2 separate regions of the Homo sapiens genome follow, and region 2 is linked to region 1. Evidence: chromatin contacts called from ENCODE Hi-C or POLR2A ChIA-PET data. All regions are on one chromosome and are shown on one strand. The core of a region is the stretch at or near the end of the contact, and the rest is flanking DNA. Distances in the headings are between cores, read along the strand shown.

Region 1 (7,027 bases), core at 1,104-3,603:
CGGAGCAGGCTGGAGCCTGTGGTAACCCTGCTACCACCACCCCTTCTGAGGCACCAGGACCCCCAACCACTGCCCTCTGCTGTCCCTTGCGTCGCACCCAAGGGCTCCTGTTCCCTCCCCTGCCCAAAGTTCTCACTTTCTCCGCTAGGGCACAGATTATGAATTCAAACGCAAAAGCGAATATGTGAGAAAACCAGGTGTGACAGAAGTGGGAAGACTGTGGCAAACTCCAGCATGCCTCAGGGCTTCTGCTGCAAAAATCAATTTTTTCATGCCACACTGGCCAAATTGTAGCTGCCAGATTTGGCCTCTGTTCACCAGTCTGCAACTCAAACACCAAAGGAAACGAGATGAAAGTGTGCCCAGAGTAAGTGGGTTCTTGGTCTCACTGACTTCAAGCATGAAGCCGCAGACCCTCACAGTGAGGGTTACAGTTCTTAAAGGCGGCGTGTCCGGAGTTTGTTCCTTCTAACGTTCAGATGTGTTCGGAGTTTTTTCCTTCTGGTAGGTTCGTGGTCTCACCAGCTCCGGAGTGAAACTGCGGACCTTCGCGATGAGTGCTACAACTCTGAAGGCGGCGCGTCTGGAGTTTTTTTTTCCTCCCGATGGTTCAGTGGTCTCGCTGGTTTCAGAAGTAAACCTGCAGATTTTCCCAATGAGTGTTACACCTCATAAAGGCAGAGTAGACCCAAACAGTGAGCAGCAGCAAGATTTACTGCAAAAGAGCAAAAAAAAAAAAAAAAAAAAAAAAAAAAAAAAAAAAAAAAAACAAACCACACACACAGCACCCACTGCACACAACGCGACCCCAGCGGGTTACCACTAGGGCCTCCGGCAGCCTGCTTTTATTCTCTTACCTGGCCCCACCCACATCCTGCTGATTGGTCCATTTTACAGAGAGCCGATTGGTCCATTTTACAGAGCGCTGATTGGTCCGTTTTGACAGGGTTTTGATTGGTGTGTTTACAACGCCTGAGCTAGACACAAAGGTTCTCCAAGTCCCCACCAGAGAAGCTAGATACAGAGTGTGGATTGGTGCATTCACAAACCCTGAGCTAGACACAGGGTGCTGATTGGTGTGTTTACAAACCTTGAGCTAGATACAGAGTGCCGATTGGTGTATTTACAATCCCTGAGCTAGACATAAAGGTTCTCCTAGTCCCCACCAGACTCAGGAGCCCAGCTGGCTTCACCCAGTGGATCCCTCACTGGGGCCACAGGTGGAGCTGCCTCCCAGTCCGGTTCCGTGCGCCCGCACTTCTCAGCCCTTGGGTGGTCGATGGGACTGGGTGCCCTGGAGCAGGGGGCGGCGCTGGTCGGGGAGGCTCGGGCCGCACAGGAGCCCATGGAGGGGGAGGGAGGCTCAGGCATGGCGAGCTGCAGGTTCCGAGCCCTGCCCCACGGGAAGGCAGCTAAGGCCCAGCGAGAAATTGAGCACAGCAGCTGCTGGCCCAGGTGCTAAGCCCCTCACTGCCCCGGGCCGGCGGGGCCGGCAGGCCGCTCCGATTGTGGGGCCCGCCGAGCCCACGCCCACCCGGAACTCGCGCTGGCCCGCAAGCGCCGCGCGCAGCCCCGCTTCCCGCCAGCGCCTCTCCCTCCACACCTCTCTGCAAGCTGAGGGAGCCGGCTCCGGCCTTGGCCAGCCCAGAAAGGGGCTCCCACAGTGCAGCGGGGGGCTGAAGGGCTCCTCAAGCGCAGCCAGAGTGGGCGCCGAGAGCGAGCGAGGGCTGTGAGGGCTGGGGGCACGCTGTCACCTCTCAAAAGCAAACCCAAATCACGACCCCACAGCTGCTCCTTACGCACGCACGTCGTATGCACACCCACACACACACAGGCGCGTGAACTCATGTGCACACACAGGCACACACACACACCTGTACTGGTGCTCTGGGCAGGCTGGAGAGTGAAACAGTTGCTCCTTGCCCAGGTTGTGGAGCCATTATGGCTGGGTCCCTGTGAGAGGTGAGGTTGGCCCGAAGTCCCTTTCCCGCACCCCCCTCCCCGTTCCCTCCATCCCCACCCCCATCCAGATCCCTTTGGACTCATCCAGAGAATGGGAGCGATGGAGGGAGGAGCTGTGGACGCTCTCAGCCAGGGCAGAGAGCTTGCGGGACAGGCTGTGCGCTAAAGCCAGGGGGTCTGGGGCAGCAGAGAGGATGGCGAATTGGTGCAGGGCGAAGGAATCTGAAAGAGGGCTGTGCGGTCCGCAGAGAGCGAGGCTTGGGAGCCCGACCCAAAGCGTGCCCTCCAGGGTGCAGCACCGACGGGTGCCGCGGCGTTTGCAGGCGGGGAGAAGGCGGCGGGAAGTACTGGACTAGCTGCGGGCAGGGGCCGGCTGAGGCGCGCGCCCGCGTGCTAGGGGCCCCGGGGGAGGGCGGCGGGGACGCGGCGCTACTCCCCTCTGCCACCCGGCGGCCGCAGACAGCGCTGCGCCGGCCTCGCGTTTTTCGTTTTCCGCCAGACCCGGCCTCGTAACTGAGAGCATCTGGCTGAAGCCGTTGCTCTCCTTCTCTTTCCCCTGGGCCTCCTTCTCTCCCCACTAGCCGGTCCAAGGAGCGAGGGCACAGGTGCACAGAGCAGTCCAGAGGGAGACAAGGGGGGCGGTCAGAAGCTAAGAGTACCTGAGGTGGCATAGGCCTGTCGAGGACGGAACTCACCCCAGCCTGACCTGATTTCTCCTGCAGCCCCTGGGCGGGGGGTCCAGGTGACATCTATATACGAATCACCCCCCTCATCCTGGCTGGCTTCCCTTGACCCAGGAAACTGCCCTGAAATTCCCTCCCCAGCCCCAGTCCCTCTCCTCCCTTCCCTTCTGAACACAACAGCACAGACCTTATCCAAACCCTGCCTCCTCCTCCAGGAAGCCTTCCAGCCACAGAAGAGGCATGTGGGACTCGGTAGGGGTGTGGGAAGAGGAGTGGGTGGGAAACGGGTGGAGCCATGTGTGGCAGCTAAGGAGGGCACCCCCACACCCGCCCCCTGGGACACTCTCACAGACTCCGTGCATTCCGTGGGGGAATAAGAGGTGGCAAGGACAAGAACAAAAGGATCTGGGAGGACATCGGGCCAGGTGATGATGGGCTGATGGAGAAATTACCAAGGCGGGGGCGCTAGTCTGGGGAGCTCCTCACCACCTCCAACAGAGGGGTCCTCTCTTCCCCCACCCCAAGCGGCATAGCTCAACAGAAACGGAGCAAGGCAAAGGAGACCAGCACGCATGGAAGGCAATCCATACACACTTGTTAACTAAGGCAGGGGGTTAATGGGAAGACACTGGCCTGAGCACAAGGAGATAAGGTTTTAGTCATATCTCTGGCCCCCAAGAAGGGGGTCCCCATGTGAACTTGAAAAAGTCCCTTTGTCTCTTTGGTCTCCAGGTTCCTCATCCATGAAGTCAGGGGTTTGCGTTAGAAGCAGGATGGCAAATGGTGCTGCCTGGAGCACATTCGGAAGGATTGTGAGGTGGGAAAGAATCTGTGATCAGTTAGCAATATCGGCCTTGGGCAGAGGAACGGACAGTGCAGGGAGGCATGCCGAGTGTTTGTGAAGTCTAGGAATCATCTCCCAAGCCCCTTCCATTCCAATGCTCCAGGAGTTGATGAAACACTGCAAGAACAGTGCGGAACTAGGGCAGGAGCTGGAGATGCCATGAGAGACTCGGAGGAAACTCCAGACTGACGGCATGCAAAGGCTTGCCTCTGTCGTTAAGCCTAAGGAAGGATCCCCTAACGGAACCTCCGATCCAACACAGTGTGTTCAGTTGTCACTTCCAACAGGGTATTGTCCCATCAGGCTCTCCACATTGGACGGCAGTGTGCGTTCCAATTATAGCTCCTCTCCCCGTGTACAAATGCAGTACGCTCTAACAAGAGGCATCCCCACAGTGGAATCCTCATAACTCGAGGTGTTGCAATCAGATGGCGGCCTCCAAAAAGACCCCCCTTTATAAAAACGATGGTGCCTTCCCACAGGGAGTGGCGTCCCAACATGGCACGTCCCAGTGGTGGTGTTATCAGCAAAGGGGAAGGAGCTGCTCCAGCTAGCACAAGAGAGGAGTCTGGCCTCCAGCTGGGGGTGCCTGTGGCTCTCCAGAGGTTCCCAGCAGGATTGTGGCAGGAGACAGAGGCAGAGGCTGTCCGCTGAGAATGGAGGGTGGCCCTGACCTAGGTTCCCGGCTTAGGAGCCGCCTGGCCTCTGGCCACACCCTACAAATGGGTCTCCTTCTCCCCGGCTATCAGTCCTTCCCTTGTTGGGGAGGGCCCAAAGTTCCGGCCAGCACTGCCATCCAAGCAGGGATGTTGCTTGGGCTGTGGCAGACTGGAGTCAGGGGTGATGAGCTGACGCAGACGCTGTGGAGAGAAGAGGCAGGGATTTGGAGCTGATGGTGAGGGAGGCGCAGAAGGTTCCTCATGTGTGCAACCCCAGGGCCCAGCCCAGAGCGGAGCACATGGCCAGCACCGCACAGTATGAGTGAGTCAATGAATGAACCGTTTGAGGTGAGAAGGGAGGCAGCAATACCGTGACTACGAATGAGTGTGCGCTGCCTGGGTTCCAGTCCTGGCTCTGCTGCCGACCTGCGCCACCTAAGGCTGCTCACTTAACCCCTCTGTTAATCCCCCTCAATTTTCTTACCTGTAAATTGAGAATAATAGTAGAATGCACCTCACAGAACAGTGCTTGGCACAGAGTAAGTGATCAATAAATATCTATTTTTGTTATTGTCATTATTGTTATTACTATTATTATGTGCTCAATAAGTATCTATTATTTTTCTTCTTATCAGTGGTACTGCTACGACTGTTGGTGGTGGTGGTGGTGGTGCCATCTGCTCCCTCCTTCTTGCCTTGAATGCAGATGTGATGACTGGAATCGTGACAGCCATCTTGTGACCATGAGGTGATAAACGTGATGATGAAAACACAGCATGCCCAGGATGGAAGTGTAGAAATGCAGGAAAAGTCTGGTCCCTAAGGGCCTCTTTAAGCAGCCAAACCAAATACCAGCAGCCCTAATCTCTGACCTTCTTGAAACATAAAAAACAAACAAGCCTATTTGCTGAAACTGTTGGAGGTTGGGTTTTCTATTATTTATAGGCAAGATAGATTTCTACCTTTGTGGGTCATTGGCTATAGCTCCTTCCAGGAGGATATGTCCCAAACTCTAGACAGGGAGCCTCTTGCGTGTGTCCCCAGGCAGAGTTAAGAAAAGAAGCCAGGAGCCTGTGTGTGGAGTGAACTGTGCTTGCTGGTTATCAGTTTTCCGAGGGCAAGGAATCTATAGTCTTGTAAACCTTCTGTGTCTGGGCACCTTCCTGTTCATGTTTGTGACTTAGTTTTCTCCTGAACCTTTCAGCAGTTTGCCCTCCGTTAGCCTGCCCAGATCATCCATGGGAGGTCAGAGTCTGTAGGTCTAGGACTCTAGGACTTTTCAGAGCATTTCTGAAAAGCCACTGGACTGGTCTTCAAAGTTCGTCTCGTTAAGATTCTGTGAGACTGAAGGGCTGCCCCACACTCAGAGTTTGTGTCTGCTCCCTGGCCCCAGTTGTGTGTCCTGCCCCAAGTCCAGCCTCTCTCAGTGCCCTCCTTTAAGAGGTCACTCTCCCCTACACCACCTACCTTCCTGAAAGGACCCCGAGTCTTCAGGAGGGTGATGACGACGAAGAGTGGGACACAGACCATGGAGGACAGAGCCAGGAACCAGCCAATGGAGTATCCCCAGGGCGGGTACACATAGACGTTGTTGTACTTGAGGGGGGTGTACTTGCTCAAGGAGAAGAGGAAAGTGGCCTGGGAGAAGGAAGGGGCAGCCATGGGTAAGATAGGGGGCGACTGAAACCCTCTCCGCAGCTACGTACAGCCAAGGACAGAGGACAAGTCAGGTGCACTGCAGCACGTCTGTAAGGTGGAAGAGTAAAAGCCCCTGCAAATCCCAGGCCAAGGCATCATTCACATCACAGACGGAGACAGGAGGCGATACAAAGGAAGGGAGGGGCTCGGAAGAGCATCATTCACATCACAGACGGAGACAGGAGGCGATACAAAGGAAGGGAGGGGCTCGGAAGAGCATCATTCACATCACAGACGGAGACAGGGGGTGATACAAAGGAAGGGAAGGGCTCAGAAGAGAAGCTCAGACAGACAGGAGACCAACCATCGAGAAATCAGGCAGAAGCAGGAGGCACTGTGAGGAAGGGATGGAGCCGGAAGTAGGAAGTAGAACAAGATTCTACTTATGGGTGGATGAGATGGCCCCAGAAAGAAGAGCAGGGAAGGCAACATAGAACAGGAAATGGACCAGGCCCCACGGGAGACTGGACAGGTGGGGAAAGAGCCCTGCATGTCAGCCGTCCTTTCCCTCATCTCTGGAGTCTTCTGGGGGCAGGAAGGAATAGAGGGGCAGCTGGTGGGCACATACCAGGCAAAGTCCAGGGGTCAGGAAGAGCCAGGAGATCTTCACCAGGGGCCATGGCCGGTAGCCAATCATGTCCTCAATGTTGTCATAGAAACGGTCCGCCCCTGAGCAGGCATGGCGTGGGAGAGTGTGAGAGCCAGAGGGTGAGAACAGCTTCCCGGTGTTTGGGAAAGACCCACTTGGCTCTGTGCCCTTCCCTCACCCCCGCCCTGTGCAGGGAAACTGGAACAGGGCACGTGAGTGAGACGCCTCCCTGACACCCTGTATCCCTGCATGAGATGCATTCGAGTCACGAGGCAGGGGCTGCCCCCACACACTGCTGCTGCCATCTCTTGTCAGTGCTGTCTCTTGCCTCCCTGTCTTGTGATGGAGACCCCACTGGTCTAACCACAAAGGAGTGGTGTGAGCCCAAAATGGGGCTCAATGGTTAGACAAACGCCTGTTTACCCGGGTAGCAGAGATGAATTTGGTTCAAGCCAAAACAGCAAAACAACAAGGCTCCCGCTGTTCAGACACATCATAGAAAACTCATAGAGGGCTAGAGGGCTACTGGGAACAGAACGGTGGTCTAGATTGCAGACTCCAGAGGAACCACCTCTGAGTTCCCAAAAAAGCA
Region 2 (7,020 bases), core at 3,465-5,964, 44 kb after region 1:
GACACTGAATCCCTAGGCCTGAAGGAGAACCCAGAACTCGTATGCTTTTCCGAGCTTCCTGGGTGATCCTAATGGTCACCAGGTATGGGATGCTGTCCTATGGCCCCTGCATCAGGGGTGCACCCAGGGCACCCATCCTCTCATCATGTCTCCATTCTGCAGGGCCAGGGACAGAGCAAGGAAGACGGTGGGGAAAGGGGAAAATGTCTCCAGCCTCCCATTCTTGAGTTCACTGGGAATCCTGTCCTGAGGTGGTCTGTGAGGCAGGAGGTGCCACCAGGGACAAGGGGTGAGCAGCAAGAAGCACAGAGGAGGATTTGGAGGGGCTGGAGCCAGGGAGGAAATCACACAGAGCAGGAAATGCTGGGAATGAAATGCAAGAAAAGGACAGGGAATGAAGGACAGACCCTGGGACAGGCAAGGGGGTGTTTGCAAACTGCAGTGTCTCACTTCTCCCCGTTTAAAAAAAGAAAAGTTTCAGTGTGATGCCACACCAATTTTGAGGAGATGCCTTGGCCAGTCTGTTTGCTCCTTCAAGATGTTCTAAATCCTTTTTTCTCTTCTAAAACTCTGCCACACAGCTCCTGCAAAGATAGTCATCTCAGGAAAACTCACTGACGTTGGCATGAAAGTCACTCGGTTCTATCTCATTCCTGCTTCACTGGCTAAGTTACTGGCAGCTTCAAGAGCAGGACCTTCTGGCAAAAGGCCCTGAGCTTATAGAGAAAGTGCTTCCCCAGGGTCAGAGGTGTAAGGGCTCAGGACCAATGCACGTCTCCTGGGACCCACGGGTACTGCCCCTTCATGAGGTCGGGCGCCCCCTCCCAAAAAGGTCATTCAGGGTGTGTCCCGGGAGCCCGGAGTCCTCGCGCCTTGGACATTTGCTCCCAGGCCTGACGGTGCGCTGGGTGCAGACTGGGCCATGAATTACCAAGGAAACACGCCGCGGCTGCCCACACACATTCAGAGGCACAAGCCTGATACGGGCATCTTTGTGAACTTGTGCTTGGGAAGGAATAATAAGAGAAATCGTGACTTGGCCATTTACCTCGCCTCGGCAGGGGTGGGAGGTCGGAGTGGGGTCATATGGAGACTGAATTGGGGGAGAGGTTAATGAGAACTAAGGAAAATGCGGCAGGAGGCTGAGAACCCAGAGCGCAAGGGTCAATGCACTCTTCTTTGACCAAAGCCCCCTCGCTGGGAGCTTGGCAAGCCCCAGCTCCCCACACAGCTGCTGCCCAACAGGCCTGCTGGGATGGGGAAGAGAACGGGGTCAGAGCAAGCTGTTCCATTCCCACCACAGGCGACCACTCCCTGCCCACTCCACGAGCCCTGGTTTCTGGAATAAAGCTCTGATTTGTCTCTGGCTAGGGCAGAAGGCCGACCAAGGGAAAAATAAGTGTAAAAAATTCTGGGTGGAACGCAGGTAAAAGAGGTCTTGGGGGGAAGGAGGAGGAGAGGGGACTCTAGAAGATCTGGGAAAGATGTTTTCAGCCTCAAGTCCAACCCCCAGGATTATTAATATCTATCTACTATTTTTAGGAAGGCAATGTTGTGTAATGGAAAAGCACAGCTTTGAAGTTACATTAATCTGGGCTCAATTCCTGACCTTATTAATTACTGGCTGTGCGATCTTAGGCAAGTCACTTAACCTCCCTGAACCTCCCTTTTCTCATCAGGAAAATGGGTATAATAACAAATAAAATAATGCATGTAAAATGCCTAACACATAAATAAATATTAGTTTCCTATCTCACCTTCTGGAATAATAAAAAGCAGCTCTTAAAACTCTCAAGTAATTCATATTCTTTGGGAACTATCATGGTAAATAAGACAGCAGTCATCAAAAGACTGCTTGAGATAAAACCCACGCTCCCCCACATGCTGGTTTTGTGATTCGGGGCAAGTTTCTTAAGTTTCCTAAGCTTCTGTTTCTCCATCCGTAAGATGAGGCTGACCCCAAACTCACAGGGTTGAACTGTGTCAAGCACTCAGCAAAGGGCCTGGCGAATAAGAGGGACATAATAAGGTTAGCTTTGGCCACTGTTTACTGCTGCTATTATTTTAAAAAGCAACTCATCTTTCATTGATAATGAGGTGGCATAGATTGGATTTCAATACTAAAATAAAGACTAGTTCTAATCGGTGATTTCAGCTTCCTCCCTAAACAAACCTTTCCTTAGACTTGCTTAACGCAGGGATCTAAAAGCTTCCACGAGGGTTCTTTGGATGTCCTCCTCCCATCCCCCGCCCTCAGCAACCTCCTAAAGTGCAGTAGAACAGGCACAGGGCCAGGACCCGGGAAAGAAACAAGTGGTCTGAGTAAAGCACACGCTCCAGCAGAGCCCTGGGTCTCCAGTGGCCAGTCCCCAGGGGGAGGAGACAAGGCCTGGGGATACCGGGAAAGGCAGCAACCTGCCCCTCAAACAGCGAGCCTGGCAGAAAAAGGGGAGCAAACGAGAGGGGAGCACAGCGTTGTCTCTGCCTGGCTCCCCACAACCGGCCTCAGTGCTTGGCAGAGAGATGCGTCTTTGGTCTGTGTCGGGGAGAAGACATTTTGCACCCTTCTCAAGTGCCAGGCGAATGCCAGTTAGAATGATCACACTTCCTGGGGAGTGCCAACTAGATTCAATTAGGGCTCTGGCAAAGCACCCCCACCCTGCAGGTGCTGCTTTGTTCACTGACAACAAAGGCCTAGCTTCAGCATGAGACTTGGACCAGGCAGAGAAGAAGGCTGCTCAGGACCAGTCCTGGCACTTGAGCCATCCCCCTCCCCACAGCCCCAAAGCACTTGGAACACAGATGCTCCCTGCACAGCCCAAAGCTGGCTGGAATGGAAAGAATGGTATCCCAGAGTAGAGACTGAAAGAGGTCTTTGTCCCTGCAGTCACCCAGACAGAGACTTATGGCCTCATTAATGCTCAGAAGTTGAAAGCTACCTGGTCCACCTTCTTTATGTTTTCTGGAAGCTGTTATATACCAAACATGGCACCTGGAACAGATCCGGCACATAGTAGGTGCTCATAGTAGATTCACTCAGGTTTTTGCTGAATGAATAAGCTGTGAGAGAAACAAAGGTGAGTGGCCAGGGACCTCGTCTCCAAGAGTGGATCATAAAGTGCATGGGATTCGTCATCATTCAGACCCAGTCCCAGTTGCAGATGTGAGGATGAAAACATGCATTAAGCTCTCTAGGCCTTAATGTCCTAATCTATAAAATGGGGATGCCTTGTTGATCTGCTGTGAGCGTTTGCTGAAATAATGCATGTAAGCCTCTTAACAATGTCAGGGACAGAGTAAGCACGCCCTAGTTGTTAGCTACAAATAGCTGATCAGGACAAAGCCATGAATCTGTTGTGGAAACACTAAGACCCTCTGTCCTTTTTCTCTGCCAGCCTACCTGCCTGTCACCTTTCCTGATCATGCCTCCTTCCTCTCCGGCCTACCCGCAGACAAAGGTGATCTTTGTAGCTTAGCCACTGGTTCTCAACTCTGCCCCTCCAGAACCACAGTGGCTTTCTCTTGTGTGGGGAATCCAAGCCAAACTCTTCACCCGGCTTCAAAGCCTCCCCTCCACTCAGCTTCCCCCTACAACTCCTGCTCGCCACCTACCATCCATCACAACCCTGTGGTCCCAGATAAGTCAAAGGGCTTATGATTCACAAAACAAAGATACCCTTTGCCTGGTCTGCCATAATTACTGGCTGCACAACCTTAGGCCACAGTGTGCTCATCTTACAATGAGGAACGTGCACTGGAATCCTTCTAGGACCCTGGTTGTGCTTCTACAGTTTGGCTCCAAAGCCTGACCGCTGCCCTCGTACCCTGCGTGGACATGAGGCAGTAGCAATCTGTATCTCCATGCTGTCTGAGAAATGGGAGAAGGGAAGGATAAGCTCCTATCCCACCAGAAGGTTATTGAGAAACACTCAGGACCAGGGCTACTTGACTCTGCAGGGAGGTTTCTGAATAGCCATGGTCTGTCTGCTTCTGGAAGCCACAGCGTCCCAGCAGAGCTCAGGATGAAAGAATCAAAACCTGGCCAGAGTGGCCAGGAGACCTGAGGACAGTTTGGCTTCCGGATAGCCTGACATTCTGCCCCAGGGGGAGTCATTGCCCCTGTGTGCACAGAGCTCCCAGCCTCAGTGTGCCTGTCGCCTCTCTTGCTCCCTGTCAGCAACATCAGTGAATATGCTGGTGCCCGACTATTTTAAACGTTTGGAAAGCCATCCCAGTGTGTCTTCCACGTGCTGGGAGCCACCCGCCCTTATGTCTCCTTGGGGCTTCTTTCATAGACATGGAGAGACTCCAGCAACAAGAGGAGGAGCTCTAGGTTGCACACTCACTCCCCCGGCAGGGTGGTCTCTGCACCCAGGAGGCAGAGGCAGGGCATAACCGGGTAACAACACTTCAGGGCCTCTGGGGCGGAGCTTACCCACGCACCCCTCCGGCCCTCGACACCTCCTGGCTTTGCCAGCTTTCAGATGGCTGCCAAAGAGGGGAAGGTAAGAGACCTGTCAGAGGCAGGGCCTGCCCATTCCAGGCCTTGCTTTCCAACCCCCTTCAGGCAGCAGGCAACACCACCCCTCCCTACCCGGACGGTAAAAAAGCCCGCTGTAGTAGAGGGAGTGCAGACCACGAAGGAAGGGTGGGGAGGAGACCCGGAGCCTCTGGACAACTGACAGGGAAACTTAACACTAGCCCAGCTGGCTGAGGGCAGGGCCAGGGAGCTGCGGCCTAGACATGGGTCACATGGGCAGAGGGAGGGAACCAGGAGGCAGATTGAGGGGTAAGAATTAAAGAGGAAGCTCAGTAGGAGATGAGCTCCCAAGAGATAAATGTACGAAGCGGGTGGGGAGAGGAGGGGAGAAGGACACCCTTGAGTAAGGACTGTGAGTGACACTTATGGCCCTTGAGAGATATTACTAGAAATACTACCCTAGTGATATTTGCCTGGGTTCCCTGGCAGCTGTGAACCCAAGAAGGGACAGTGTCAGACACCTTATGACCACAAACAGCTGCTAACATGTCAGAGGCATTTGAACCACAGCGGCTCCAGCTTGAATAGGGGCTGGGTAAAATAAAGCTGAGACCCACTGGGGCTGCATTCCCAGGAGGTAAGGCATTCTAAGTCACAGGATGAGACAGGAGGTCGTCACCTCACAAGATACCAGTCATAAAGACCTTGCTGATAAAACAGGTTTCAGTAAAGAAGCTGGCCAAAACCCGTCAAAACCAAGATGGCAACAGAAGTGAACTCTGGTCCTAGAGGAGGAGCTCTAGGTTGCACGCTCACTCCCCCGGCAGGATGGTCTCTGCGCCCAGGAGGCAGAGGCAGGGCATAACCGGGTAACCACACTTCAGGGCCTCACCACCAATTATATGTAAATTATTATGCATTAGCATGCTGAAAGACACTCCCACCAGCTCCATGACAGTTTACAAATGCCATGGCAACGTCAGGAAGTTAACCTCTATGGTCTAAAATGGGAGGGAACCCTCAGTTATGGGAATTGCCCACACCTTTCCAGGAAACTAATGAATAATCCGCCCCTTATTTAGCATATAATCAAGAAATAACCATAAAAATGGGCAACCAGTAGCCCTGGGGCTGCCCTGCCTATGGAGTAGCCATTCTTCATTCCTTTATTTCATTTTATTTTATTTTATTTCATTTTATTTTATTTTATTTCATTTTATTTTATTTTAGAGACAGAGTCTCACTCTGTTGCCCAGGCTAGAGTGCAGTGGCGCGATCTCAGCTCACTGCAACCTTCGCCTCCTGGGTTCATGCCATTCTCCTGCCTCAGCCTCCTGAGTAGCTGGGACTACAGGTGCGTGCCACTACACCCGGCTAATTTTTGTATTTTTAGTAGAGGTGGGGTTTCACTATGTTGGCCAGACTGGTCTCGAATTCCTGACATCAAATGATCCACCCACTTCGGCCTCCCAAAGTGCTGGGATTACAGGCATGAGCCACTGTGCCTGGCCTCCTTTACTTTCTTAATAAGCTTGCTTTTGCTTTATTCTACTCCCCCCAAATTCCTTCTTGTGAGAGGTCCAAGAACCCTCTCTTGGGGTCTGGATTGAGACCCCTTTCCGGCAACAAACAGATGTCTAGAGAAGGAAGGGTGCACCTCTGCTGCCACTGTGGACACCCTAGGGTAGTGCTAGGTGCGGGGGTTCCCCGTCAGAGTGCAGGGAAAGCCTGAAGCTCAGTTGCCCTGGGAGTCACGTGAGGGCTCCTGTCTGTGGCTTCTTACCTGGGGATCCCACAGACGCGTGAGGTTTGGGTACAGGTAAAACTGAATTCCTTGGGCTGCCCCAGGCAACGTCACCCCTCGAATTAACAGGACCACCAGCATGAGGTAAGGAAATGTGGCCGTGAAGTACACCACCTGGTCATGGGCAAATGAGAGACAAGGAGCTTGTGAGTGAGGAAGCAGCAGGGGCAGGAGGCAGGGGCAGGAGGCAGGGGCAAGAGCTCCTCAGAAAAGGTCAAGGGAGTGTTCCTCCTGCTCCCAGCTCATCCACAGCTGTTTAGTTCTGTTGCAGGAAGTTAGGGACCCCGAATGGAGGGACTGGCTGGAGCCACGGCAGAGGAACATTAATTGTGAAAATTTAATGGACACTTATCAGTTTCCAAATAATACTTTTATAATTTCTTATGCCTGTCTTTACTTTAATCTCTTAATCCTGTTATCTTCATAAGCTGAGGATGTACATCACCTCACCTCAAGACCACCGTGATAATTGTATTAACTGTACAAATTGATTGTAAAACACGTATGTTTGAACAATATGAAATCAGTGCACCTTGAAAAAGAACAGAATACTAGCGATTTTTAGGGAACAAGGGAAGACAACCATAAGGTCTGACTGCCTGTGGGGTCGGGCAAAAACAGCCATATTTTTCTTCTTGCAGAGAGCCTATAAACGGACGTGCAAGTAGGAGAGATGTCGCTAAATTCTTTTCCTAGCAAGGAATATTAATATTAATACCCTGGGAAAGGAATGCAT

Evidence for each region. Hi-C counts contacts between places; a loop is a spot of excess contacts on that map. ChIA-PET counts read pairs that join two places held with the same protein, here RNA polymerase II (POLR2A). Pooled maps may share reads with other maps.
Region 2: a loop to region 1 is called in a map of endothelial cell of hepatic sinusoid, with 10 times the contacts of the local background. The contact joins two enhancer-like sites. A Hi-C loop is called at or near these places in 1 of 168 maps with a recorded cell type or tissue (endothelial cell of hepatic sinusoid) and 3 of 50 pooled maps. POLR2A ChIA-PET finds 5 or more read pairs at or near these places in 4 of 52 experiments (Caco-2, H1 and WTC11).

What each region holds. Positions count from the first base shown.
Region 1 is chr12:186,863-193,889 of GRCh38, forward strand. It overlaps SLC6A12 (solute carrier family 6 member 12), which reads right to left. Exons shown (of 16, transcript NM_001122848.3): 14 at 6,415-6,515; 15 at 5,616-5,786; 16 at 3,219-4,349. The coding sequence ends at 4,206. Among named protein-coding and RNA genes, the nearest start is that of IQSEC3-AS1, 8.0 kb to the left of the region's middle. RefSeq lists a silencer at 2,276-2,515. Within about 2 kb of position 2,354, at least 2 of the 41 ENCODE cell types and tissues checked have a DNase peak (open chromatin) inside an H3K27ac peak, as active enhancers do.
Region 2 is chr12:228,827-235,846 of GRCh38, forward strand. It overlaps SLC6A13 (solute carrier family 6 member 13), which reads right to left. Exons shown (of 15, transcript NM_016615.5): 7 at 6,264-6,398. Among named protein-coding and RNA genes, the nearest start is that of SLC6A12, 18 kb to the left of the region's middle. Within about 2 kb of position 4,715, at least 3 of the 41 ENCODE cell types and tissues checked have a DNase peak (open chromatin) inside an H3K27ac peak, as active enhancers do.